2 separate regions of the Homo sapiens genome follow, and region 1 is linked to region 2. Evidence: chromatin loops called from intact Hi-C (ENCODE). Cell type or tissue: tibial artery. All regions are shown on one strand. Links, peaks and the distances in the headings refer to the core of each region. The heading gives the core; the rest is flanking DNA.

Region 1 (9,001 bases), core at 1,002-9,001, 150 kb before region 2:
AATAGGATAGTTGGTTTCCCCATATTTAGAGACTCCATGGCGGAGTGACATAACTTCCTTGGCCTATGTGACATCATGGGGCTTACTAACTCTCGCCCTCTAGAAGCTTGTAATTCAGTCAAAAGACAGATTTATGGAGAATAACTTAAAAGGATTGTTAGTACATTGAAAGTTACTGTTTTCTAAGAAAATACTCCCAAGAGCTCAGAAACAATGTGGACAGTGAGCTGCCCATTGCATTCCCTCAAAGAAAGCCAGCCCCTGAGATGTGTGGGTACCTGTGGCCCTTGTTCCTCGGTCTCCCACAGTGGCAGCATGGCGCACCTGCCTTTTTACCACCACAGTCATTTGAAAGCCTGTGAGGCGCGCATTCATTCTGCTTCCTCTTCTGAATAACCAGCCTATGTGCCGCCCCTCTCCCTAATGTCACTAGTTTTGTCCAGTCCCCTCTGTTTCTGGGAATTCGGGATGAAACTGATAATCTCATAGTCGTTAGACAGCATCTCCATCACCGATCTTCAGGGGTGCTAAACCCTGCACCCAGTATTTGCGGAATGTTCCACATTCTTCTAACATGTGTTCCTGGGTCAAGATGACCTTGGTTGCTGGCTGCCAGCCACTCACTTTCCCGGTGCTTTTGAACTAAACAGTTCCCAGGATTCCTGTTCCCTGGCAGGCACAGAATTGTTTACTTTCCAATATGAAATACTGAGGAACATTATAGGGCTAACTGAAGTAGAAAAAAGGTTGTTCTATTTAGTTGAAAACTCCTGTTATCCCCTAAGGAAATACCTACAGGGCTAAGTTATGAGGAATTCCTTAACTGGATTAAGCTGGTGGTGTTCGATGAGAGAAAACCCACGAAGATACCACTGTTCAGCAGCCCCCCGACCAAGGATGCAGCTGGGCAATGGAAATGTGCTTGGATGCAGGGTGCCCTTAGGTGGGCTGTGAAAGGCCGCTGAAGGACAGACATGTTACTCACCTCGTCTAGCACCTGGGAATCTCTTAGTGCCTGGTCAGTGATGTCAAATTGGAAAGCCAGCATGCGGGGAAAGCTGAAGGCCCGGGTCCTTACGACCAGCTGCTCAGCAGAAACGACACTAGGAGGGGAGGGGAGGGCATGTCCTGAAGGCACTGAGCCATGTGGCTTCTCAGACCTAGGGTGTAGGCACTGGAACCATCCTGCACAAAGCACTCTAGCCAGGCCTTTCTCAACAAAAGGAGAGGATCTCAGAGAAGGCTTCTCCTCCGAGAACATGGCGTGTGGGGCTGGGCCTGCTTCCAGGAAGGTGTGCGCAGTGGCCGCACCTGTGAAGTTCCAGTAACTGTGGTGCTCTAGAGGCCTAGGGACAAACTAAGGCTGGGATTTATCATGAGTCATCTTGGCGTCTTGAGATACCTGGTAGACCTGAGACTAAATTTAGATCCCTAGACTAATTTGCAGCTCACAGATAGATTGACCACATTTAAACTTCTTACACCCCCTAAAATAAAGGCTTCTCCAGCTCTGCACTACTGTTTCTGCCCTGTCATAAAGGAAAATGTCTCAAGTTGGATCTGCCTTCCTGTCGCTGCAGAGCTTTGTCCCTTTGGGAATTTGGAACTGTGGAGAGAGCTGCCACAGCTTCCCGGCCTAAACCCTGATGCTCCTCTCGACCTCCCATTTGAAACACAGTGTGCGGCCTTGGCTTCTCCACCCCGATCCCCAGCACCCTTGGAGGCTGCTGGTCCCCCGGTAACCCCCAGCGGGTCAGTGTCCTGGAGAACGGCCTTCCAGGCAAGGGCTGCCCCCCTGCAGCCAGAAGGCCACCTGAGCCTCATTCTCCAAGGCTGCTAGAGGGCACACTTGTGGCACAAGGGACAGGTGTGTCCCTGGGGCCTCTTGCCCAGTCTTGGCCTCCGGGGTACTGAGGGGGAAGAAGAGCATTTCTGTGTCAGGAGCTGGTGCCCGCTGGTCACTGCCATTGGTTCCCATGGAGCTAGCTTGTGGTTGACCCAGGTAGTCAGACCCTCCCCGGGAGCTGCCTGGAACATCCTTCCTGTCTTTACACCCATGGTCTTGTCAGGTGCTGCTTCTGAGAAATTGGGGTGTCCTTTAAAATACGTAACCCTAGTCATGGGCTGGGGATGTGACTGTTCCAGCCCAGGTGCACCCAGCTTGGGTCTCAGGCCTCAGAACTGAGCAGTACCTTGGGCTTCTGAGGTTCTCCCAATAAAATGTGGCCCCTTGGGATGAGCTGCAGGCACACTCCAGCTTCTGGAGCGAGACTCATGACCTTAATTTGTAAATGAGTTATTTGCTGTTTACTCTTCAGATGAGAATAGTTACTTACCCCAGCAGCTTAGTCAGGGATTTGTTTTTTCTACAAACAGGATTCTGGGGCAGGGCAGCAGTGAGCGCCAAGGCCATGGTGAGCAGCGTCAGAGCAGGGACGTGCTGATCAGTATTTCCTCTCCTCGGCAGGAGCTTTTGAAGTTGGGGTTTGGCTTGTTGATTTCTAAATCTCAAAGCGTAGTAAACATTGGGACACCAGAACCCAGGATACTTCTCTTGGACTGAACTGAGCTTAGGTCACTTGTTTAGCCAGTGTCTTGAGTGCTGTGCGCTGAGTGCCCGGAGACGAAAAGCGGGACACACAGCAGTCAGAGCTCAGGACTCGGAGTAATCCTAAATGTGTTTTTCAGGGCAAATAATTAATCACATCTTGTTATAAGCACACGACTTCTGAGGTTAAAACCACAAAACTAAGCCCTGAGAAGCAAAATACAAAGGACTGAAGATAAAATTTGAGAATAAAATGAGAAACCAGATCTCTTCAAATGTGAACCAAAGGAGCTTGCGTTTCTCAGCAGACAGGAGAGGCAAAGAAGAAGGCTTGTCGACATTCCATCCATTTGGCGCTGGAATGGCCAGATCTACTTTTTACTTTTTGTTGGGTTTTGTAATACTTGGCTCATGATAAAGTGATTTTTCAGCGTTCGTTTATACCACTGGGCTGGGGGAACATCGCTCACATGTTCCACATAATTACTTTTCCATCTTTCAGTCCTTTAACCCTCTCTCGCCTGGTATGGTGGGGTGCACTGGCCTGAGGAAGCTTTGCACGCTGGTGCACACAGCCGGCACAGACAGCTGTCACACGCACAGATCACAGGTGCACAGAACGAGTGCTCTTTGTGAGCTGGGGTGTGAGGCCATTCACTTCTCTTTTAAAAGAGATTGATTTATCTAACTTTGCAGAAGTCAAAGAAAAAACATAAAAACATACTAGTTGAAAGAAGAAAGGGAGAGAGAACGGGAGGGAGGGAAATGAATGGGGGGCTTGTGTATCCTGAAATGGTACTTTTTACTTGCAGCTCTGATCAAAGGCCTGTCGTCCCTTCATCGAGGTCCAGGTTTGCCTTTTCCGTGTCTGTGCTGGACCTTGACCTCAAGCCCTACGAGAGCATTCCCCATCAGTATAAACTGGACGGCAAGATCGTCAACTATTATTCAAAGACTGTACGTGCCAAAGACAACGCCGTGATGTCGACTCGGTTCAAGGAAAGCGAAGATTGCACATTAGTTCTCCACAAGGTCTAACTCTTTCCCTGCAGTGTCTTTGAAACTTGAACATAATGTGAAGGCTGAATGATAGAGATATTTTCTGTTGTGTTGGGTGACCTTTGGTTGTGAATGTTTTTGCTTTTAACCCCTTTTGAGGTGGGATTGCCTCTTGGAGACATGGAATTGAAGAGCACTAGAAACAACTTCCTGGACAAGGAATGTAGGAAGTGAGTGCTGTGTCCCAGGAAGCTGCTCACACTCTTAAAATGGAAGTGTCCGTTAAGCCCTGGGAAGACGTTCTGGATAGTTCTTCTTTCCCAACCAGGGCTCATGTCTGATTCTCTAATGCGAAAAGCCTTATTCTAAGACCCAAGGTTTGGATCTGCTACCACCAGACTCCTAACATAGAAAACTTGAATTGTCACATACATTTTACAGTTTGGACTTTTAAGAAAACATGGATACTACTGGAACTTCCCCCAGCTGAGTTACATGGTCACTTTTTCAGTGCAAGCCACATATCAACACAGGTTTTTAGGTGGTTCCCTGCTGCACAGCGTGACCTCGTGGTCGCGCAGATGCCGATTCTGAGCAGTGTAGACTCAGGGTCCCTGTGGAGGTGCTGAAGCCCACAGTTCCACACAGGGCAGCAGGGAGCGCAAGGCTCAGGTCAGGATGGACACCACTCATGCGAGCATTGACCTTTTTTTTTTTGCTTTACAATTTAATCTTTCACATGAGGGGGAGATGAGCTGTTCTTTCCCACTAAAAATTGCTGCTGTAGAAGTTGGAGGTGGAGCTGTGACTGGCTGAGCTGCTGTGGCCGGGCTGGGCAGTGTGCCCCAACAGCTCAGTGCTTTCCTGACACTCCAGTGTCTGGGGTGGTTGAGGAGCGAGTTCTCTCTTCCTCCCAGACCAAGTTCCTCCCTCGGGTTTGCCTTGAGACGTGTTGCGTTTTTGGGCCCCGTGGCCTCTCCCTGTTAGGCTGCCACAGGCCCTGCTTCTGGAAGGTGAACAGCTCCTGGCTGCTGCCGAGAGGGTTCTCGTTGGGGTCACCAAAGTGTGCCCGGCTGCTATGAAAAACGTTGGGAATCTTGGTTTCAGTTTTTTATTCTATGCTAGGTTGTACAGACTTATTTATATCATCGTTTTGAGGGACTAATGGAGGCTTATTGTAACATATAATATTAGTGAAACCATGGAATTATATGAAAATGATACATGAGAAATAAGGAAACTATTTTGCTGATTGTAAATTTTTGTGGGAAATTTTGTGATAACTTGAGAATTATACTTGTTTGAATCAAGGCAACTCTTCTAGAATTTATTGTTCAATTCTGTCATATTTACTTCTAATTCTACTCTCAGAGGTGCAAAAAGATACTTATCTAACTGGACACTTTTACTGTTTTCTTCTCACTTCCAATGACACCGTCTCATACACACGGGTCCTGTGTGCTGGGATGGGGGCTTTGGTGAAGTGCACGGAGCTCACGGACAAGCCGCAGGCTCTGGGAAGCGTGGAGGTAGTGGCCGTTGAGTACTGTCTTGACCCAAGGGAGTTCACTGTTGCTGGGCTGGGGCTGGGGCAGCCTGGTTTGGGATGATTTTGCCCATTGTCACGGTGTGTGGAGGATGCTGGGTCCTGGGTTCAAGTGCACATGTGAGGGAACCCCAGTCCGTGGGAAGGTGGGCTGGGCTCCCTAGGTCCTTCAGGGCTGCAAGAGTTATTGCCTAGCACAGGGCCCAGACAGGGCTGGACTAGACACGATGAAAACAGCCTGTATTTGAGGGAGAAGAGAAAACAGATGGAGACCCCCACTCTGTCTGGTCTTGGCTCCCACCAGCCCGGGCTGTGAGGAGCCCCTGAGCCGCGGGTGCCACTGCTGTGGATGCGTTTCTGGCCCGTCTTGGAAACTGCTGCTGCTGCGTAGTCATGACGGCCCTGACTGGTTTGAGACAACACGCGTTCACAGATCTTAACAATGCTAAATGGGCGACTGATGAGGTCACGGTTCTTAAGGCACATCCGGGACGATCGATATAGCACTTAGGCTATGCAGGGGGGTCTTTCTTTCATAAAGGACCTCATTCCTTGCGTCCCAGCCCAGGAACAGTGCTGTCTTTGCTGTCTTAGGCCATTCTTGTTATTAAGCTGACAGCTTCACTTTCTTGTGGAAGACCAAGAACAGCATGAGGACTTGCTGAGACTGCCTCACGGTGCCACCATGCGGACCGGGGGGAGGCAGGGAGTGAGGGTGTGGCTCCCCTGGGCTACTAAGGACAGTTTAAAGATGAGGCGCCATAGGCATCCGTCTCCAGAGCCCCCAGGAGGCAGGAACCAGGATAAGGGTGGCTTCTCCCAGCTGAGTAATGTGGCCACCATGTCCAAGGTGGACTCGGTGTGAGGCTGCAGTGGGTGGGGGATGGATCCTCCCCACACATCTGAGGACACACAACCACTTGGTACATTTTCTCAGATGTTAAGCTTATTTTTATAAACCACATTGTACGTGTCACTTTTATTTGGCATTTTATACTTAACTAGTTGTATTTATTTTTCATGTCATGAGAGTTTCCATATAATGTGCCATAACTGCATAGACAGCACGTCTTCAGGGTGTGGTTTCTAAGCAGAAAATAGCAAATGTTTATATTGAATAAAATTGCATGTTCCTCCACGCAGCATCTTCATCCTCCACGTTCACTGTTTTGGAACTAGTTGTTCTCCTCTGCACAAAGCGATTTTATCAGGCTTTCCAGAGCAGCTTCGATTCCAAGCAGTCCTACCAGGGTTCGGAAGCTGAGAGGAGCAGTTTCTATGGCTCTGTTCTTGTCCAGCTCCAGGGCTATAAAGAAAACATTAAACCGGGTAAGAAACTTCAAGGTGGCAGCTTTTGGTCTTTTGTTTTCTGCTGGCATGGACCTCACCAAGACCCCGCACTCCTCCCGACTAGCTGCATGGGATGGGACATGCTAGTGGCGGGCGAGGAGATGGAGTGAGTGGAGGCCTCACCTACGGCTGGAGGCATATTCCCTGTGCATTCAGCCTGGGAGGGCCTTGGGGCAGCAATCCCTTTTCATGTTCTTTTTGAGTGATTATTGATAAAAATATTTAAAAATTGATAGACAAAGTACATTAATGAGATTTCCAATTTTTGATTCTTGCCCTTTGAAACCCAGAGGAAACAGGCAGGCGGCTTTGCTGGGCATGTTGAGAAGTCACCTAGAGCAGCCACACCCAGGGCCCTACCTCGCTGTGGGACTTTGGTGAGAAGATCCAGCTTTGGAAAAACCTTCCCATCTTCATCTATTTGTATCCTCCAAACAATGACTAATTCAAACCTGAAAAAGCAGTAAAACATGTCGTTATGTGCTTTTTGAAATCTGGCGAAAAGATTAGCAACCATGAGTCGCACCTGGTCTCCATTTCCCCATGCTGGGCTCCCCTGCTAGAAACCCCAATCCACAGCCAAGAAGAGGCACAGTCAGTAGCACAGGCAAATGGAACCAGGATCACAGGAAGGTGCTGCTCTGTCCCCACTGCATTGGCAAACATTAGTAGGCCAATACCAGCGAAGTACAGAACATGGAGCAACAGAAACTTCAAAATTACTGGTGGGAGCAGACATGGACAAGCCACTTTGGAAATAATCTGGCACTGACAGTAAGCTGAACATGCATCCATGCATGACACAGGAATTTCATTTCTAGGCAGTTGAGCCCAGGAGAAGCTTATGTACTGTGTGCCAGGAGGTGTGAGCCAGAACAAAGAAGCCACGTGCTCCAGAGCTGAAGAGCGCAGCAAGACGCTGTGTATGATCCCCTCCGGGAGGATGAGCAGTGAAACTGCACTGCAGCTGCTCATGACCCTGGAGGAGGTGAACGGTGACAAAGGCAAGTCCCAGAAGCCTGCATAAGGACCACATGATTTTAAAGCTTGGAAACCAGTTGAGTTGAGGCATTCACACACAGGTCATAAAAGCACACCCAGATGGATACATGTCCACACATGCACAGCCAAGGGAAGAGGATGGAGAACACGGCACGGGCCAGGGTGGCGCCGGGGCTGGTGGAGGGATCAGCTGTGCTATCAGGGCACTAAGCCTGTCCTGTTTCTTCTCATTGCTTTGGGGTTTTCCACTCACCCCTGGCTTCCTCCCTTCGATTTCTGAAGTAACAGCAGATCCACAAGCATCTCCACTTTCTCCCAGCCTCCCTTCCTTGACCCCATAAGTCCTGGGGTGGGCCCCAGGACTGGCGTTTTCCCCCTGCGGCCCAGCACATCCTCCAGAGCTCCAGCTCCCCGCACCCCCATACTGGGCATATCTGCTGGGACCACTGATTCCTCCAACCGACGACCTTTAGTTCTTGGTTAGGTAGTTTACTACTTAGAATCCTACTTAGGTGGTCTCCTACTTGGAATCCTTGTTTGAACAGGAAATGGGAGGCCCCATGGCCTGTGCAGGCTCACCCTGGCCGGCTGGCGCTGCGGATCCCCATGGAGCAGGAGGAGGGCCCCTCCGAGAGGTACACGGCATCTGGGTACTTTTCCTGCATGGGGAGAAGAAACGGGTAGACAGATCCACTGGTGGGGAGAAAGGGGCCATGGGAGGGGCACGGGGCACCGTTCCAGGTGTCTGGCGAAAATCAGGGTCCGAGTGTTTGCGCAGCATCCATGGGTGCCAACCGCCCCTCTTGCCCTTGCTGTCACACACGTCCGCCCCACTGTAGGTCTCTCCACAGCCTCCAGGCTCCCATGACTGCTGCTTCCCCATCATGAACATTGTACATAACCTCCCTACAGCTGTATTCTCATTTCACAGGTTTCCCCACACCCTTTCCATCTGGGATGGCTCCTTGGTCTGCCCTTGTCTGTCACAACCCAGACGGTCTGGAGAGGACTGGTCAGAGGATTCCCCAAGCGGATGCGTCAGGCTCTTTGCTGGAAAGCAGCTGTTTTCTCACGGTTTTAGCATCTGACCTGAAAAGCCCTTTGAGCTGAGGCTCCGTGAGGGCTGTGGCCGAGCCTGGACGCCCCTCGCCTGTCCGTCCTCAGGACTCACCCCAGTGGTGTCCAGCCCACACACCGTCCTGGGCATGGGCAGGAGCCCACCCTGGTATCCTCACTGTGCCCAGTGGTGGTGCGGCTCCCACTGCAGTAAGGGAAAGGGCCTACCTTGGTGAAAGTCAGCTTCATGATGAGACGGCATTTTATGGTCAAAAGCCTCCTCCCAAAAGCAGGGAAATCAAGTGGAATCTCACAGATTTCTAGGCTTGCGGTTCTGGGAGAGTCTGGTTTCCCCCATGCGCTATGAAAATTCTGGACACGTCTGCTGTTTCTGTTACAGCAGGACCTGGTAGCCTCTAGCTATCCCAGAACCGACCCGCGAATTTAGATCATCAAACCACAACACAGTTTGCTTACTGGAACCTGAACAGATGATACAT
Region 2 (8,000 bases), core at 1-8,000:
AACCTCCTTTGAAACACTTAGCGTGGTTTCTGTTTCTGACCAGACCCTAATAAAATATAACTTATTATTTAATTTAAAGGTAGTATTTTTAATGTATTGCATAAGCTACTCAAATATAATACACAAAATTAGTTTGGATATTATTTGGAATGTGCACCTAACATTTGGTTATCTGCTTTAAGATTATCGATGTGAGGAATTTTTTGTCTTATATTTAAAACTCTACCTGATTTTATTTCTGACACCTATCATATAACCATGCCATCTCCCTATAATATCCATTCAAAATTCATAACCAAGATACTAATTCATTTATTCATTTAATTCAACCAAGTGCCTGGCCTCACTTACTGGCATTTCTTCAAGGTTATATTTCTGCTAACAAAACAACAATTTCTAATTGACTTACAATTTAAAAAAAGTTTAAGACACAAAAATGTACACAGAAAAACATAAACATTTTGGATTATATGAAGGATGATCTTTTTTGATGCACTATTACAATAACAAAACCTTAATTGTGCTCATGGTTGGAGGAGAGTGAAAATGTCACTGATATGGTAATTCAAAGTGAAAAATAGTGAACTTCTCATATATTCCAGTTTACATAATACAAAGCCGTATTTTTCTGATGCTGACAGAAAGGACAGTAGATAGACAGAAGCAGATATACCGAGTGAAAATGAGCCTAAAGGATGAAGCTCACGCTTCTTGGGATATTCATTCTTGGGATGTGTCTCTCTGCACTGTGAGTTTCCTTTATATACAACCTATGTGTGCTAAGTCATGTCATTCTCCCCTGACAGAAATGAGTGCAAACCCTCTTGATAATAATGGGATAGAGCCAGGGGCATTTGAAGGGGTGACGGTGTTCCATATCAGAATTGCAGAAGCAAAACTGACCTCAGTTCCTAAAGGTTTGTATTTACTTTATCTAAGATATGGTATTTTAAAGTTGTCACCTTTCAATAACGATTCAATCTAATATTGTAAACTGTGCAGTATACACTGCAACTAGAAATCTTTGCACCAGTAAATCTGGTCAATATAGTCTACACACACATAAAATGCCATATGTAGTGCCTTTTTCCTGACAGAATTAAGCCACAATTTTTTTTACTCCACTAAGAATAAACATTAAGAAGCAATGAACTTTTAGTTTTCCTTCTCTTTCCTGACATTTACTCATTTATACCTGTCATTCTGTGCAGTACCTGTTAGAGGTAGAGAATTCTATACAGAAGAAAGCAGAGAAAGATAGATGGGGCAAGAGACCCTGTCCCCAGGCATTTAGCCACAGTTTGAGGTGAAGCCTATGAGCCCAGACTGGGCAGCCCCTGGCTCTGGCAGGAATGGACATGCCATTCAAGGCAAGGCATTTTGTACCCAGCTTCTTCCCAGGTGTACTGTGAAGACTAATGGGCCAATACACAGAAAGGTCTGAGGACAACATCCAGCACGTAGGAAGTGACCACCTGTGACATAATCATTACCAAGATGAGCACTGTGCTCTTTATCATGGCTTTGTGTGACCCAAGGCTAGCACCTCAAGTAGAATGCTCCTTAAGTCTGCCAGATGACCAGTGTTCTAACCCATTACTTCCAAGCTCCCTGTCTGATGATTAGCTGCATAGGATTGCCTTTCTTGGAACTCTTGCTCAAAGTCTTGCTTTCCTTATTCCCAACAAGGGCACATGCTCTCTTTGCTTTGATGACTAACTGGGCCAAAAATAACCCCTATGATTAACAACATATTTTTACTTTCCAACAGCTCCGTCTTTCAGTATCCATGAGTTAAAGCAGCAACTTCATCACGACCCCCTCTAATCTACTCACCTGATCCAGAAGATCAATAAAACAAACATATACAGATAATTTAAAAGACACAGTAAAGCTGTTATTATTAATCAAGAGGTGACCTTTCACTTAGGTCACCTAAAGATCATCTAAAGTAAAAGAGGAAAAATAACTTTTCTATCCAGGAAAACAACAGTTTAATTCAGAACTATACAAATCCAAAAAAACACCTCAGTGTAGCTTTAAAGGAGGTGGATGTTTTTCTACAAGAAACCAAAAATGTTACATTTACCTTCCCATTTTAGAAAAACAACAAAAAATGCAAATGCTACCCAATAAGTTAAACATATAAAATCCCTTTCATCTGCTGGAAGATAACATCCAGTAAAGGAGAGTGAAGACAAGGAAAAGAGGAAGGTAGAGGGAGGAGAGGAGGACAGCCTACAGGGCTGGAGGAGGGAGCTGCTGTTCCAGGCCACATCTCCTGACATGGCCATTCTTTATGTTCACACCAAAAGTCTTTCCTACACTGCAAAATTCTATTTAAATTTCAAAGTGTATCTTAAAAGTAAAGGTTTAACTTCTCATGAGTTTTCAAGATTCTTTCAAAGCCAAAAGGAATCTTTAGAAATTTAAATTGGAATCAAATCTCTCAACTTAAATAACTATTCCTTCAAATCCCCTTGACATTCAGAATTCACTAACCTGTGAAAGCTGACTGCCTGCATGGCATAATCCAGTCAGTATTACCCCCTGTGGCAAGATGAAAGGATGCAGGTATCCTGAGGGTCCTTACCAGACCCAACAAGTTATCATGTGGACAGGATGAAAATGTCTTCTTTCCTATTCGTTCAGGAAGTTCTACTGCATAATATTATGTGGGGAAGAGGGGAGACCTGTTTGAAGACAGGGTGGGAACAGAAATTCCGGTACAAAAGTGTGCTAACATTTGTCAGCAGTTACTGAGCTTCTGCCAAATTCACACCTCTGCTCGTTTTATCCTAGAGGCTACACTTCAATCTTCTCTCTGGTTACCCACCTTCCCCATTTCCTAAGGGACACAACAGTTCCCTCAACTTCTACAAGTCCTCTCCCAGAGATTATTCTCTTCCAACTTTGTACAACCTATTCTAGATTCGCTGGCACGTTGCACCAGCTATTTTTCTAGTGATTTTTGTATGTATGATGGATCTGCTCTAAATTAGCAAATAATGTCTTTGAGGACAGAACCTTTACCTTACATACTGGAGGGTCCACATAATCATTCCATAAATACAATTAAGCTCAATTAATCAAAATTCAAGAAATTAGAACCTTCTCAGTTTAGAAGAATTATTTTTCTGCTCCCTAGTTTATTTATTTTAAAATTCAAAATAGATTCTGTTATCAAAATAAATTCAGTCATGGAAACTATTATTGCTATTCATAAAGATGTTTCAATTATCTTCATCCGTCTTTATTGCTAATATAGAAGGGAAATATTTCATCAAGACTTGAAAAAAGGAGAGCATTTTCCAGCTAGCTAACCAGATACTTGGGTTGACAAATAATACTTTGTATATAGGGCTAACAAAATGAGGTTTGATGGAATCTTCTGGTCAGTCCCTTTCATTCCAGCTTCAGTTCATTTGGGGAGAGTGGGGGTCAGGATATGCCCCGTTGAGAAGAGAAAGAACGATTATTCACTGGGCACCTGCCATGTGCGGGGGTACTACAGATACACTTAGCTTACACAAAAACTACTGCTAATTGAAAGAATAGAGCCAGGCACAGTGGCTCATGCCTGTAATCCCAGCATTTTGGGAGGCCAAGGTAGGCGGATCGCTTGAGGTCAGGAGTTCAAGACCAGTCTGGCCAATATGGTAAAACCCCATGTCTATCAAAAATGCAAAAATTAGCTGGGCATGGTGGTGCACACCTGTAGTCCCAGCTACTTGGGAGGCTGAGGCAAGAGAATCAGTTGAACCTGGGAGGCGGAGGCTGCAGTGAGCCAAGACTGCGCTACTACACTCCAGCCTGGGTGACAGAGTGAGACCCTGCCACAAAAAAGAAAAGAAAAGAAAAGAAAGAATAAATACTGCAATGACCTGAACATATCAAATAGGGTAAAAATCCGTGTTTATAATGGTGTTTTAAAAAAAACACAAAAAACCTTAACTGGTCACCTCTGGGCATTGCATGAATTCATTACTTGAATGAATCAAGTTTTGCTGCCTTTTCTATAAAAACAATCTTACAAAGTAACTAAATAATTAATGAAAGAAAATTCTTTAGAGAAGAATTCCAGCTAATAAATCCATCAAGAATGACATCAGGAAGTCACCATTTTCCAATTCCTAATGACAGAATGGATCTAGGCAACAATCGTGCATGAATGCTAAGACCCTCAGGTGAAAGGCTGATTTGCTTTTATCTGAATGTCTCTCTGCATCTGACTACCAGGGCATAGGAAGAAGTTAAAGGATCCTGATAAATGATATCACATGGAAGCTGTCAGCCAAATCCACAAAAGGAGTGTCTCAAACAAATTAATATGGAAATAAATCAAAAGAAGAGGGAGAAAAAAGGAGGGAGTATGTTGTACATTAAGAGAGATTTCAAGAGCGATAAGAACCAAATGTATTCTGTAAACTTCATTTAATCCTAACTTGAACAAATCAACTGTAAAATGACGTATTTGAGACAAGTGGGGAAACTTTACTATATTAGATGACAGTAAAGAATGTATTAATCTTGTTAGATGTGATATTAACAGGGTGGTTATGTTAAAAAACAAAAAACAAAAAACAAGATGACCTTATCAGTTAGAGACATCTAATTGAAGAATTTATAGAAGAAATGACATTATGTATAAGATTTGACTTTAAATACTCCAGCAAAAGAAATATGGCAAAATAAAAATAGATAAACAGATCAATAAATAATTAAGAGTAGATAAAACAAGATAGGAAAAATGGAGATAACTGTTGAAGCTGAGCATGGTGGTTCATAATACTAGTTACTATTTTATGAATGGTTACAATTTTACCATAATAAGAAGTTAATAAAAAGTAGGTACCAGGCTGGGTGTGGTGGCTCACGCCTGTAATCCCAGCACTTTAGGAGGCCGAGGGGGGTGGATCACCTGAGGTCAGAAGTTTGAAACCAACCTGGCCAACATGGTGAAACCCCATCTCTACTAAAAAGTACAAAAAATTAGCCAGGTATGGTGGTGCATACCTGTTATCTCAGCTACTCAGGAGGCTGAGGCCGAAGAACTGCTTGAACCCAGGAGATGGAGGTTGCAGTAAGCTGATATCACGGCACTGCACTCCAGTCTGGGCAACAAGAGTGAAACTCTGTCTCAAAGAAAAAAAAGAGTTAGTGCCTAAAAAGTTGCCTAAATCCATAATCTGAAACTTGAAAAGTAAACAAATAGTCAATTGGGCTTAGTGATACTTGACTTAACATATATATTTCTCTTCTTATTAGGCTTACCACCAACTTTATTGGAGCTTCACTTAGATTATAATAAAATTTCAACAGTGGAACTTGAGGATTTTAAACGATACAAAGAACTACAAAGGTAAACGTTCCCAAAATTTTAACTTAGAATGATACCTCCTGGAGAATGTGCACAGGGACCCTGGTAGAGATCACTGTCTGTTTAGCCAGTTGCTGTTGGAACTGGAGAGTGTGAAGGGAAAACTAGAAAGAACCACAATTGGCCGGGTGTGGTGGCTCACGCCTGTAATCCCAGCACTTTGGGAGGCCAAGGCGGGCAGATCCCGAGGTCAGGAGTTCGAGACCAGTCTGGCTAACATGGTAAAACCCCATCTCTACTAAAAAATACGAAAATTAGCCAGGCATGGTGGAGGGCGCCTGTAATCCCAGCTACTCGGGAGGCTGAGGTTGCAGTGAGCCAAGACTGTGCCACTGCACTCCAGCCTGGGCATGGGCAACAGAGCGAGACTCCATCTTAAAAAAAAAAAAAAAAAAAAAAGAACCACCGTTATTACCACCTCTGCTGATAGGGGCGAATCAAGTGAAAAGAAGAAAATGACTTTTCAAATTTCCCTTTTGTTAAATTTAGGTCAAAGAATTTTCTGACAAAACTGGAAGATAGTTGTTACATACTGAAGTAGGTTATTAAATAAAGTAATGAAATATCTTTGAACATATATATAAATAGGACAGGCTTATATTCTAACTAGTTTGCGGTGTTTTCAGCTAACTCTATCACACCTAACCATCTGTGTAAGACTTGATGCATTTTATATCATTTTTAGGCTGGGCCTAGGAAACAACAAAATCACAGATATCGAAAATGGGAGTCTTGCTAACATACCACGTGTGAGAGAAATACATTTGGAAAACAATAAACTAAAAAAAATCCCTTCAGGATTACCAGAGTTGAAATACCTCCAGGTAAAACATTCTACTTGTGTTCAGTAGATATTGGTATTTTTCTTCAGTTTTTATAACACACTTTAGCACACCTCAAGCAAAGACCAAGTAAGCAGCAAGGGTGATTCAAACATAATGACTCTCCAGGTTGCATGAGGTGTTTTAAGAAGTAGGAGAGCTTTAGGAGAATGGTTTCTACATCGACGTCACAAGAAAGCTCAGGATCCATTTCCATCTTTTGGTTTCTCCTGTTGAAACTGCTGAGGACATTGCGGCAAAGCCGCTGGCACAGTTAATTTCAGATTTTAGGGCAGGGGTGGCTACGCAGAGGCAGGACTGGTCAGGAGGACATGGAGCAGTGTCACGTGTCCTTTTGATCTGGAAACATTTCTCAAGGCAGAGCAAGAGGATTAGGCTCCTGGTATTTTCGCTTTCAGTGTGGTGCTAGGATAGACATGTATATTTTTTTTTAAACATTCCAACCAGAATACAGTATATAACCAATTTAAAGTCACCATCTGGAGCATCATGAGTTCCCATTTTGTTGTTTGTTTTTATTCATTATTAGAAATCTTTTCCTTCTATTTGACAACTCTTAACTGGCTGGAAGGGGCCACAGATTCCTTGGAGAATCTAATAAAGATTTAGATCTTCCCAAGAACAAAAGTTTTCATCTTCCAAGGAGCTTGAGAACAAAACTGGGCAACAAGCCACTCTGCCTCTTCTCTTTTTCTTTCCGGTGTATCTTTAAACAAGTTTCGTTCACTGTACTCCTTTGAGATACAAACCATCAAAATGAATGTAATATAGGCAGGTGCTAATCTCAAGATCACAACTTTTGCTTTGACTTTTCCAAATGCTGCATTTGGATGTCTGTTTAGCCAGTGACTACAACTTGAGTCCGTCCTCTCTCAAGCTGCCCCATCCCTGATGTCATTTCTGCTTAATTTGCTCCACAACTCTGCTTCCAGCTTCTGGTCTCTCTTAAATCTACCTATACTCTTGCTAGCATTAATTAAATGAATAGAATTATAACACAAACAGAAGAACACATGTCATAAGCATATATTTCAATGAATGTCCACAAAGTAAACACACTGATGTCCAGCAGGTTTTCATTCCCAGTGAGATCAGTACTATGGTAAACTATACCTTGCACTTATATTGAGCAGCTGGGGGACTGAACACCAAACTTAAATGTTTTAGCAATGCCTAGAATTTTCATGATTGGTCTCATATCAGTCTTACTAAGACATAAAGGCAGAATCTAGAGGTAACAACAGCCAGGGAGGATATCCCACGTTGGCCAGCAAAAGACTTCTGCTCTTCAGTACACAAAAATGCTGTCAGTTAAGTAGATTGCTTTTATTTCCCAGAAATCTCACTGTTACCAAAAAAGGCCAAAGAAGAAATTAGAAGGGCTGTTAAAGGGAATGAGGGAAAGTTCCTCTATTTACCATACTTTTTGAGTAAGAATTTAATTTAAAAAGACATGTACACGGCCTGTAAAATTGTGACTTGTCCACTGGTGTACATAAGATCAAGTGATTTCAATTATTGATGCTATATTACAATTCTGCATTTAGGATGTTGATAGATCTTTCTACAAAACAACTTAGAAAAATTCTCCTTTGGTCACAGAAAATGCTAGCTAATAATTCTTCACAATCAAATTGTGAGCCTAATTCTTAGAGCATTAAATTTCATTCTTCTGATCATTTCTAATGTTTTAAATGCATTATTGTAAATATGGCACTGAAGTAACCATATATATACACATAAATATGTATATTTAAAAATATGTATGTTTATAAAAG

The links. Peaks named below come from ENCODE experiments on the same cell type or tissue, not always from the same donor. Only the 100,000 strongest peaks of a DNase experiment are listed, where the experiment ranks them.
Region 1: a loop joins it to region 2, with 4 times the contacts of the local background. A loop is called at or near these places in 2 of 110 quality-filtered maps.

The regions. Positions count from the first base shown.
Region 1 is chr9:92,610,417-92,619,417 of GRCh38, reverse strand. CENPP (centromere protein P) reads right to left here. Exons shown (of 8, transcript NM_001012267.3): 6 at 8,025-8,104; 7 at 6,804-6,895; 8 at 1-6,399. The coding sequence ends at 6,269. It overlaps IPPK (inositol-pentakisphosphate 2-kinase), which reads left to right. Exons shown (of 13, transcript NM_022755.6): 13 at 3,361-6,235. The coding sequence ends at 3,586. LOC100128361 (a long non-coding RNA gene) reads right to left here and starts at 1,368. Exons shown (of 1, transcript NR_036505.1): 1 at 1-1,368. In tibial artery, for the core only: no CTCF peak of the experiment used is centred there; DNase peaks (open chromatin) are centred at 1,157, 2,477, 4,397, 5,227 and 1 weaker place; H3K27ac peaks cover 5,546 bases.
Region 2 is chr9:92,457,836-92,465,835 of GRCh38, reverse strand. The region is part of intron 5 of CENPP (centromere protein P); the gene reads right to left. It overlaps ASPN (asporin), which reads left to right. Exons shown (of 8, transcript NM_017680.6): 5 at 807-917; 6 at 5,269-5,362; 7 at 6,066-6,204. Among named protein-coding and RNA genes, the nearest start is that of ASPN, 21 kb to the left of the region's middle. In tibial artery, for the core only: no CTCF peak of the experiment used is centred there; no DNase peak of the experiment used is centred there; H3K27ac peaks cover 4,898 bases.